Regions from separate parts of the Homo sapiens genome. Here region 2 is linked to region 1. A link is an interaction called in ENCODE POLR2A ChIA-PET data of the cell type or tissue named here. Cell type or tissue: HepG2. All regions are shown on one strand. Links, peaks and the distances in the headings refer to the core of each region. The heading gives the core; the rest is flanking DNA.

Region 1 (5,766 bases), core at 1,075-5,074:
GGAAGTCCTAGCCAGAGCAATCAGATAAGAGAAAGAAAGAAAGGGCATCCAAATCAGTAAAGACGAAGTCAAACTGTCACTGTTTGCTGATGATATGATTGTTACCTAGAAAACCCTAAAGACTCCTCTAGAGAGCTCCTAGAACTGATAAAAGAATTCAGCAAAGTTTCCAGATACAAAATTAATGTACACAAATCAGTAGCTCTTCTATACACCAACAGTGACCAAGCAGAGAATCAAATCAAGAACTCAACCTCTTTTACAATAGCTGCAAAAAAAAACAAAAAAAAACAACTTAGGAATATACCTAACCAAGAAGGTGAAAGACCTCTACATGGAAAACTACAAAACACTACTGAAACAAATCATAGATAACACAAACAAATGGAAACACATCCCATGCTCATCGTTGGGTAGAATCAATATTGTTAAAATGACCATAGTGCCAAAAGCAGTCTACAAATTCAACGCAATTCCCATCAAAATAGCACCATCATTCTTCAAAGAATTAGAAAAACAATCCTAAAATTCATGTGGAACCAAAAAAGGGCCCTCATAGCCAAAGCAAGACTAAGCAAAAAGAACAAATCTGGAGGTATCACATTACCTGATTTCAAACTATAATGTGAGGCCGTAGTCACCAAAACAACACGGTACTGGTACAAAAGTAGGCACATAGACCAATGGAACGCAATAGAGAACCCAGAAATAAACCCGAATACTTACAGCCAACTGATCTTCAACAAAGCAAACAAAAACATACAGTGAGGAAAGGACACCCTATTCAACAAACGGTGCTGGGATAATTGGCAAGCCACAAGGAGGAGAATGAAACTGGATCCTTATCTCTCATTTTATACACAAATCAACTCCAGATGGATCAAGGACTTAAATCTAAGACCCGAAACTATAAAAAGTGAGAAAGATAACATTGGAAAACCCCTTCTAAACATTGGCTTGGGCAAGGATTTCATGACCAAGAACCTAAAAGCAAATGCAATAAAAACAACCATGAATAGCTGGGAGTTAATTAAAGAGCTTTTGCACAGCAAAAGGAACAATCAGAGGGCCGGGCGCAGTGGCTCACGCCTGTAATCGCAGCACTTTGGGAGGCCGAGGCGGGCAGATCACCTGAGGTCGGGAGTTTGAGACCAGCCTGACCAACATGGAGAAACCCCATCTCTCATTAAAAGAAAATACAAAATGAGCTGGATGTGGTGGTGCATGCCTGTAATCCCAGCTACTTGGAAGGCTGAGGCAGGAGAATTGCTTGAACCTAGGAGGTGGAGGTTGCGGTGAGCTGAGATTGTGCCATTGCACTCCAGCCTGGGCAACAAGAACGAAACTCCGTCTCAAAAAAAAAAAAAAAAAGGAACAGTCAGCAGAGTAAACAAACAACTGACAGAGTAGGAGAAAATCTTCACAATCTATACATCTGACTAACATCCAGAATCTACAACAAACTCAAACAAATTAGCAAGAAAAAAAAAAAACAATTCCATCAAAAAGTGGGCTAAGGACATGAATAGACAAGTCTCAAAAGAAGATATACAAATGGCCAACAAATATATGGAAAAATGCTCAACATCACTAATGATCAGGGGAATGCAAATCAAAACCACAATGCAATACCACCTTACTCCTGCAAGAATGGCCATAATCAAAACATCAAAAAGTGATAGAAGTTGGTATGGATGCGGTGAACAGGGAACACTTCTATACTGCTGGTGGGAATCTAAACTAGCACAACCATTATGGAAAACAGTGTGGAGATGCCTTAAAGAACTAAAAGTAGAACAACTGTTTGGTCCAGCAATCCGACTACTGGGTATCTACCCAGAGGAAAAGAAGTCATTATACAAAAAAGATACTTGCACATGCCTGTTTAGAGCAGCACAATTTGCAATTGCAAAATGTGGAACCAGCCCAAATGTGCCCATCAACTAACGAGTGGATAAAGAAACTGTGATATATATATATATGATGGAATACTACTCAGCTATAAAAAGAAATGAATTGGCCGGGCACGGTGGCTCAAGCCTGTAATCCCAGCACTTTGGGAGGCCAAGGCGGGCAGATCACGAGGTCAGGAGATCCAGACCATCCCGGCCAACATGGGAAAACCCCGTCACTACTAAACATACAAAAATTAGCTGGGAGTGGTGGTGCGTGCCCGTAATCCCAGCTACTTGGGAGGCTGAGGCAGGAGAATCGCTTGAACCCGGGAGGCAGAGGTTGCAGCAAGCCAAGATTGAGCCATTGCACTCCAGCCTGGTGACAGAGCGAGACTCCATCTCAAAAAAAGAAAGAAAGAAAGAAAGAAATGAATTAATGGCATTCACAGCAACCTGGATGAGATTGGAGACTCTTATTCTAAGTGAAGTAACTCAGGAATGGAAAACCAAACATGATACGTTCTCACTCATAAGTGGGAGCTAAAACATGAGGATGCAGAGGCATAAATAAGAATGACACGAAGGGGAGGGCGCGGTGGCTCACGCCTGCAATCCCAGCACTTTGGGAGGCTGAAGTGGGCGGATCACAAGGTCAGGAGTTTAAGACCAGCCTGGCCAATATGGTGAAACCCCATCTGTACTAAAAATACAAAAATTAGCCGGGCATGGTCGTGGGTGCTTGTAGTCCCAGCTACTTGGGAAGCTGAGGCAGGAGAATCGCTTCAACCTGGGAGGTGGAGGTTGCAGTGAGCTGAGATTGAGCCACTGCACTCTTGTCTGGGTGACAGAGTGAGACTCTGTCTCAAAAAAAAAAAAAGAAAGTAAAGAAATAAAGAATGGCTGCTCCATAGGCAGAGCAGCTGAGGGCTGCTGGTTGGTTGCCCATTTTTATGGTGATGTCTTGATGATATGCTAAACAAGGGGTGGATTATTCATGCTCCCTTTTTAGACCATATAGGGCAACTTCCTGACGTTGCCATGGCATCTGTAAACTGTCACGGAGCTGGTGGGAGTGTAGCAGTGCCGACCATCAGAGGTCAGGTTTGTGGTCACCAGAGGTCAGGTTTGTGGTCACCAGAGGTCACTCTTGTCGCCAGTTTGGTTTTGGTGGGTTTGGCCAGCTTCTTTTTTTTTTTTTTTTTTTTTTTTTCTGAGACAGAGTTTCGCTCTGTCACCCAGGCTGGAGTGCAGTGGCACAGTGGCGCGATCTCGGCTCACTGCAAGCTCCGCCTCCCGGGTTCAAGCAATTCTCCTGCGTCTGCCTCCCGAGTAGCTGGGACTACAGGCGCCCGCCACCACGCCTGGCTAATTTTTTTGTATTTTTAGTAGAGACAGGGTTTCACTGTGTTAGCCAGGATGGTCTCGATCTCCTGACCTCGTGATCCGCCCGCCTCAGCCTCCCAAAGTGCTGGGATTACAGGTGTGAGCCACCACGCCCGGCCAGGGTTTAGCCGGCTTCTTTACTGCAACCTGTCTTTATGACCTGTATCTTGTGCTGACCTCCTATGTCATCCTGTGACTTGGAATGTCTAACCTCCTGGGAATGCAGTCCAGAAGGTCTCAGCCTTTTACCCAACTCCCATTCAGGATGGTGTTGCTCTGGTTCAAACGCCTCTAACCCAGTCCTATTTTAATGTTTCTCTGGGCCTGATCATTGGAAAGGATTTGCCTTCCTCAGATGCAAGTTCTTTTCTTTCCTTAGCACGGTCCTCAGAGGAGTGAAATCCACTGAGACATAAATGAGAAGGTGGGTGCTAGGTGCTGGGGAAGGGAGTGGGGAGTGTGTGATCAGTGGGTCCAGAGTTCACTTCGGGAGGATGGAAAGTTCTGGAGAGGACAGTGGTGTTGGCTGCACTTCATGCCGCTGAACTGCAAGCTTCAAATGGTTAAGATGGTCAATTTTATGTTATATAGATATTGCCAAACGTTAAAAAGGGGAAGGGGACAGCATGCGGGCCTATCTCTGACGGACAGGGAGGAGACGCCTGCTGAGTGAAGGGGAACCACCGCAGGAGGCAGGGAGGGGTCAGCCAGCATCCACTCCCTCCACAGCTGAAGGCTGCAGCTCCAGGCGGTGAGGGGCGGCTCCTACCTGCCGGGAGCTGGTTGTTGATAAATGTCAACGGCCTCTAAAAATAAACACCCTCCTCCTGGACTTACGCCTCTCTGGGCCGCTTGTTTAATTATTCTTTCCTAAGTGGCTCCCGCAAACAAATCTGTGGCTATGAGCATAGTTTTTCATACTTATATTATTTTATTAAATTTTATTTTTAATGTACAAATAATAATTGCATATTTTTAATTGATTTGGCTCCTTGGGGTCATTTTGAACAATTTGCTTTGGCCCTACCTGAAGGACCTGGGAATGTGCGTGTAACTAGCTTTACACACTTTTGCACCACAAACTTCAGTTTTTGCTGATCCCCTGCCACCGAGGGATTGGAGAAAATCTCAGGATGCTTGTAGATTATTCCAAAACAAACAATCAAGCTTCTCACCTTGTTTGGTGGAACTTTTTTTTGACATATTTGTCCCAGAGATTGTACAGAAGAAGCTATTTTGCGTCCCTTTTTTTTTTTTTTTTTTTTTTGAGACGGAGTTCCGCTCTTGTCTCCCAGGCTGGAGTGCAGTGGCACGATCTCGGCTCACTGCAACCTCTGCCTCCCAGGTTCAAGTGATTCTCTGGCCTCAGCCTCCCGAGTAGCTGGAATTATAGGCACCCACCACCACGCCTGGCTAATGTTTGTATTTTTAGTAGAGATGGGGTTTCACCATGTTGGCCAGGCTGGTCTTTAACTCCTGACCTCAGGTGATCCGCCCGCCTCTGCCTCCCAAAGTGCTGGGATTACAGGCGTGAGCCACCGTACCTGGCCTAAAACTGTTTTGCCTCCTAAGAAAAAGCCAAATGGAAGAGAAAGAAAATGCCCCCGACAGCCAAAGAAGCTGAAATTCTCAGAAGCCTAGAGTCGGCTGCTGGAGGATAGAGCCAAAACTGCTCCAACTTCTTCCTGGAAGCGCACGTGGGGTCCCCTGAGACGTCCACTGGCCTGCACGTCACCATGGAATTGCAGGGTTGGGACATTTTCATAGTGAGAAACGCTGAGGAACTCTTGACATGAAAACTCCAGTGGAAGATGGAAACTGTGATGACAGAAATGGCACTGACCAGCCAGGCCCTGCCTGTGCCCTGCTTGGAACATTGATTGACAGAAATGGCGCTGACCAGCCAGGCCCTGCCCGTGCCCTGCTTGGAACATTGATTGACAGAAATGGCGCTGACCAGCCAGGCCCTGCCTGTGCCCTGCTTGGAACATTGATCATGTGTTTGACCTTGACATCAGCTTTCCGACACAAACACAGACTTGGGCACACACAAACACGCCCAGGTAGGAGCAAAACGCCATCATTCTGTTTGGGGTGGTCCCTGATGAATCAGCACAAGTTTGCCGGACGCGGTGGCTCTCATGCCTGTAATCCCAGCACTTTGGGAGGCCGAGGTGGGCAGATCACAAGGTCAGGAGATCGAGACCATCCTGGCTAACACAGCAAAACCCCGTCTCTATTAAAAATACAAAAAATTAGCCAGGCGTGGTGGTGGGCACCTGTAGTCCCAGCTACTCGGGAGGCTGAGGCAGTAGAATGGCGTGAACCTGGGAGGCAGAGCTTGCAGTGAGCAGAGATCGTGCCACTGCTGTCCAGCCTACGTGACAGAGCGGGACTGTCTCAAAAAAAAAAAAGAAGAGGGTAGGGGAAAAGAGTCATTCATGCCTCTGTCTGCCTCAGTGAATCTGTATTTTTACATAAGATCACA
Region 2 (5,766 bases), core at 1,139-5,138, 160 kb after region 1:
GCTCTGACTCCAGGAGCTGGACGGGAACTGCGGCCTGGACCTCCCAGCAAGCCTCTCTGCGGGCAGGCGGGCCACAGCAGCCGAAGGCGGAGCTTTGCTTCCAGATGAGGGTGCACAGATCCTTTAAACTTAACGGGGTTAAACTGACACCAGTCAATCTGACACCACTGGGCAGCTCAGGTGTTGTGAAGACAGAGTTCCACCTGGGGCAGTGTCTTGTTAAGATGGAAAGTCCAATGTAAAGTGTTCATTAAATGAGAAATACTTCCTCTAAAATAGCTCTGTAAAATCAATATAGATCCTCAATCAATAATTTTTTTGTTATTTCCCACAGAAAAAAACTACAAAATGGTAAGCTAAAATCAGTGTGGCATTTACTAAGTAAGCTTTGGCCTTCTAAACATCAAAATCAATTCCATATTCTGGGATATAACACATAGCCACAATGGTGTGCAAGTAATTCCAGGATGTGAGACACACAGACACCGTGAGTCTGTCAATAGTGTATTCTCGAGATAGGTTCTTCAGCAACCATCCTTTTTCTCACTTCAGAAAAGGGCCAATCTTCATTAAACGATTTATACAGCCTACTGAGACGAGTTAGGCAGGTCTTCAAACAGCAAACAAAATCCAACAGCAGAAATGCTTACACCATAGAAAAAAACCTACCTATCATATCTGTAACTAAAAAAAAAAAGAAAAAGCAAAAAGACGGTGCTTCTGTTGGGGTAGAAGAGGGATACATACATTTTCTACACTTGGTTATCTGCTTCTGCAATTCCAGGAACAAGTGGCCCATCTGCTGCCTGTACCGACAGACCGGACAGACCGCGAGGGGACAGCCCTAGGCCGACCCTCATTCATCCACACAACCCATGAAGGCAGGGGTGCTTGTTTTGTCTCCTCTGATCTGGCCGAGCATTAACAGGGTTCTCTTGGGCTTTCGTCTCTTCATCTGGAAAATATGGTCAATAAAGATACCTACGGCTCAGGGTGTTGTGAGACAAAGCAATTCATGAATGTGCAGAGCTTGGCCTACTGCCAGCAAGTGCTCCGTACACGATATCTGGTCAAGTGAGAACAGGCACAAAGTCTTTCTAAGGAAAGACAAAGCCTGCTGTCGCCAGTGCGGATCATAAAGGCACACTTAGAGGAAACTGGAGCTTTGCAACTTCCCCAACAGCCAAGGTTCCCAGCTCACTCCCGTGCCCTTCCCTTCTGACCACACGGCTATCATGGTGTCCACCACTGCCTGGCATTCTGTGGCTGACCAGAGCTGCAATGCTGTCAAGGTGAACCAGGGGAAGGAAAATGTGAGTTTCATCTATAGTTATCTACAGGTTAGATTCTGAGGACAGTTGGCTTGACATTTTTTTTTTTTTGAGATGGAGTCTCGCTCTGTCACCCAGGCTGGAGTGCAGTGGTGCGATCTCGGCTCACTGCAAGATCTGCCTCCCGGGTTCATGCCATTCTCCTGCCTCAGCCTCCCGAGTAGCTGGGACTACAGGTGCCCGCCACCACGCCCGGCTAATTTTTTTGTATTTTCAGTAGAGACGGGGTTTCACCGTGTTAGCCAGGATGGTCTCGATCTCCTGACCTCATGATCCGCCCACCTTGGCCTCCCAAAGTACTGGGATTACAGGCGTGAGCCACCGCACTCTGCGGGCTTGACATTTTTGAAGAGCTCCTGTTGCCCACGTAGCTTGGCTGGGTGGCACGTGGTCCTGCAGCATGTGGTGTGGGTTCTGCAGCAGCTGCCTGTGGCTGAGCATGTGTATGAGTGCAAGGGTACAAATGGCCTTTATTTTGAGGAAGGGACGTCACCAAGAGCAGCTATCTATTTTGAAACGGACAGCTAAGTGCAGAATTTATCAAACATGTGAGACAAGAAAACGGATGTGGTAAACGAAGAAGATGGTAGTGAATGACTCAATTCCACAAAAGCCCTTTTTCTACCTGCACATCTGATGGGTTTCATCTATAATCTAATATCAGCATACAATCAAAATATAATCGGTACATAACATTACTTAAATCTGGCCGGGCATGGTGGCTCACGCCTGTAATCCCAACACTTTGGGAGGTCGAAGCAGGCAGATAATCCAAGATCGCAAATTCGAGACCAGCCTGACCAATGTGGAGAAACCCCGTTTCTACTAAAAATACAAAATTAGCCAGGCGTGGTGGCGCATTCCTGTAATCCCAGCTACTCGGGAGGCTGAGACAAGAGAATCGCTTGAACCCAGGAGTGGAGGTTGTTGCGGTGAGCCAAGATTGCGCCATTGCACACTAGCCTGGGCAATTAAGAGCGAAACTCCGTCTCAAAACAACAACAACAACAACAAATTACTTAAATCTTAGAAAGTAGAGTTACTTGAAGTACTGGAATATCCCAGAGGCAAAAGAAATCTGAATATGCAGACCTTGGAATACTCCCTGCCACACAGTATCTCAGCATCTGCCATCACATTAACATTTCCCCAGGTGAGACTGGGCTGGGTCAGAACTCTCTTCCAGCAAAAACAAGCTTTTTGAGAGCAGGACCCGTGCCATTCATGCCTGTCCCTGGTCCCCAACGCACAGTGCTGAGTTGGACAGAAACACCCCATGTTTACTAGGTTAACGTACGAATGTAGCCTAAAAGCCTTCATCACAGTAACCAGCCACTTCCTGGTCTCATCATCCCCTCAGACTCTACTTACTGGTCACTAAGCCGCCTGCCATATTAAACTCGCCCCTCGATTCCCACAAGATGACTCTCCAGGTTCTCCTCTCATCTTCCTGACAGCAGCCCTCATCCACCTCCTCTCATGGCTCTGCTCATTTTCTTTTTAGAGATGGGGGTCTTGCTCTGCTGCTCAGGCTGGAGTGCAGTGGCGCAATCTCAGCTCACTGCAGCCTCGGCCTCCTGGGCTCGTGCAATCCTCCCACCTCAGCCTCCAGAGTAGCTGGGACCACAGGTGTGAACCACACACCCGGCTAATTGTCGTCTAGGCTGCTCTTGAACTCTTGGGCTCAACTGGCCCTCCCAACTTGGCCTCCCAAAATGCAGTGCTAAGGTTAGAGGCGTGAGCCACTGTGTCTGGCCACTCTGCTCATTTTTCCTGGGCATCTCATCCATGTCTGGAGCCACTGGATCTGTGTCTCCAGCCCCAAATGCACAACAGGCATCTCTACCTGAGTGCCTCCTCACCTCCTTCCAAATCAACATGACCACGACAGACCCTCCCCGCCTCAATCCGTGTCTCCTCCTTCCAAATCAACGTGACCACGACAGACCCTCCCCGCCTCAATCCGTGTCTGGTTCATCCTTCCACAGCAGTCAGATCCTTTCCCTCTAACCATAAGAGGTTTGCTGGCAGGATGCTGCCATTCCACCCTGTGGTTTTGCTGCCCAGTCAAACCATTGTGGTGTGACCCCTCACACCACAGTGCACACACACAGGCACACTAACTTCTTACCAACATAACCCAGCCATGCTGTGCCTGAACACCTTGGCTCAATCTCCACCTTCAGATAAACCTCAACCTCTTGGTTCAACAAAGGCTCCTCCACAATTCAGCATCCACCTTCCTCTCATTTTCCCCTTTAGGGATCCTGTCAGTGGTCAACTCTCCCACACCCAGCAGCATACCTGGCTCTTCTGCCCAGTAAGCTTCCTCAGCGCCAGGGCTGCCCACGCTGCTCCCTGGCCTGTGCCACCTTGGCATCCCACAGCGCCTGCCACTTCCTCATCCATCCTTTAGGACATGGCCCAGACATCGCTTCGCCCCTGCAATGCTCCCCTACACAGGTGGGCTAGCTGCTCTTTCTTTAGGTCCCAGGAGCTTATCTGAACCTTTGAAAACCCTTATCACAGGCCAGACGCGGTGGCTCACGCCTGTAATCCCAGCACTTTGGGAGGCTGAGGCAGGTGGATCACGAGGTCAGGAGTTCGAGACCAGCCTGGCCAATGTGGTGAAACCCCGTCTCTACTAAAAATACAAAAATTAGCCGAGCATGGTGGTGGGCGCCTGTAATCCCAGCTACTGGAAAGGCCGAGGCAGGAGAATGGCTTGAACCCAGGAGGGAGAGGTGCAGTGAGCCGAGATCGTGCCACTGCACTCTAGCCTGGGTGACAGAGCAAGACTCCATCTCACAAAAATAAATAAATAAATAACACAAAAAAACAAAACAAAAAAAACCCTTATCACAGCACTGCATAAATGCTTATCCTGATGCTTTTGCCACCGCCATTCGGGTTTAAGCTCCAAAGGGACAGAATCCCATTCTGCTCAGATTTATTTTCCCAGGGCCTGGCATCATACCTAGCACATGACAGATACTTAAAAACATGTGCCGACCCAATGGAAGGCTGTGGTGTGCTGGTCTATATGTAAACTTATCCCATCATTCTGCCAGAGTGACCTCCATGAACAATCTAATTCTGGTTTCTTGCTTAAAAAACCTGTGAGGACTCTGGGATACTCACAGACTGAAGTCTGACTCCTTGGTAGTATCCACAAAGATTCAAATTCAGTCTGCAACTTAGCATCACAGCCTAAGGGCCACCAGGTCTCTGGAGTTCTAGTTGTGCCCGCTGCTCGGGGTTTCCAGAGCACCCTCCACGCTCTGCTTCTGGTGCCACAGCCACAGGAGGGCGCATCCTCCCCATCCCTTCAGGAGGGTCTCCTCTGGGAGGCTCTGCCCCAGATGCTTCACATGCCACCATTCCTGGCCTGACGCGCAGTTCTCAACTCAAGATCTTGTCTCATGACTAATAAGGGCATTTAATACGGTAGTGTTTTTTTCTTTTGCCTTTAATGAACCAAATGATAATTTTTGTAATCACAGTTTTGCCACTGCACCAGGGAAATACAGTAATTCCCCTGCCTCTCCCATAAGCCTGCGACTTCTTGGAGGGTAGAAATCAGGCATGGGGGTCACTTTCCATTTTGCGGTGCCAGTGCAGTAGGTAGAAAGCAAGTGCTTGTGCAGTGAGTGAACTGATGGCACATTAGTCAACCCACAGAGTAGGAGTAACTGGCAAAAGATTCATTTGATCAGGTAATCAGATAGTCGTTTTCAAGTAAATTGGGACAGCAACTAGAGTAGGAACAATCACCGCCTACTGACTCTCATAAACGCCTAAGTCTTTGGGAGAAGGCTTGGGCATCTGCTAAAGACTTCCCCCAAGCCTAGGAGTCAGGCCGCTTTTTGGATGGAAACATCTGGAACGTAGGTTCCTGGAAGCGCATTGCTGAGCCGTGGCACTGGGGCGGGGCCTGCTTCTGTGCGCCCTCACAGGCGCCTCCTGAGATAAGGTGCACTTTGGCCAGGTTCCAAAAGGTGGTGTGCGGTCACTGATCTCTTGAACGACCTCATGATCTTTAGGAAAGGGCTTTGCTGGAAAACACTGCAGAGGCGTATTTACAGAAGCCAGCACAACAGAGCTGGAACCGACTTCACTCACATCTGTGCGGGGTGCTGTGGAGATTGTCTAAACAGAGACCTCTCACCCTGCATTTCAGCTTCCCTGTCACGTGCTTCAACTTCAGCAGCACCAACTGCTGCAGATTCCCTGAGGACCCTTCCAATGAACTCAGAATGGTTTAGTTTCCCAAGATCAGGGAGATGGGGGAGCAGAAGTTTCCTTGAACTAGAAGAACACTTAGAAATAAGCAAACACAAACCACCTAATTTTACACATGAAGAAACGGAGGCCTAGAAAAGTACAGCCACAAGTAGATTTTCTGCAATTATAAACTCTACTTTCTAATTCCTAC

The links. ChIA-PET counts read pairs that join two places held together with the same protein. Peaks named below come from ENCODE experiments on the same cell type or tissue, not always from the same donor. Only the 100,000 strongest peaks of a DNase experiment are listed, where the experiment ranks them.
Region 2: POLR2A ChIA-PET joins it to region 1 with 9 read pairs; 3 of 35 experiments call an interaction of 5 or more read pairs at or near these places.

The regions. Positions count from the first base shown.
Region 1 is chr13:113,378,474-113,384,239 of GRCh38, reverse strand. LOC124903218 (a long non-coding RNA gene) reads left to right here and starts at 4,779. Exons shown (of 2, transcript XR_007063881.1): 1 at 4,779-5,341. RefSeq lists an enhancer at 4,602-5,586. In HepG2, for the core only: a CTCF peak has its summit at 4,032; DNase peaks (open chromatin) are centred at 2,989 and 4,049; H3K27me3 peaks cover 1,081 bases.
Region 2 is chr13:113,219,969-113,225,734 of GRCh38, reverse strand. The region is part of intron 3 of CUL4A (cullin 4A); the gene reads right to left. Among named protein-coding and RNA genes, the nearest start is that of CUL4A, 13 kb to the right of the region's middle. RefSeq lists enhancers at 2,493-3,342, 4,763-5,326. In HepG2, for the core only: a CTCF peak has its summit at 4,638 (motif pointing right); no DNase peak of the experiment used is centred there.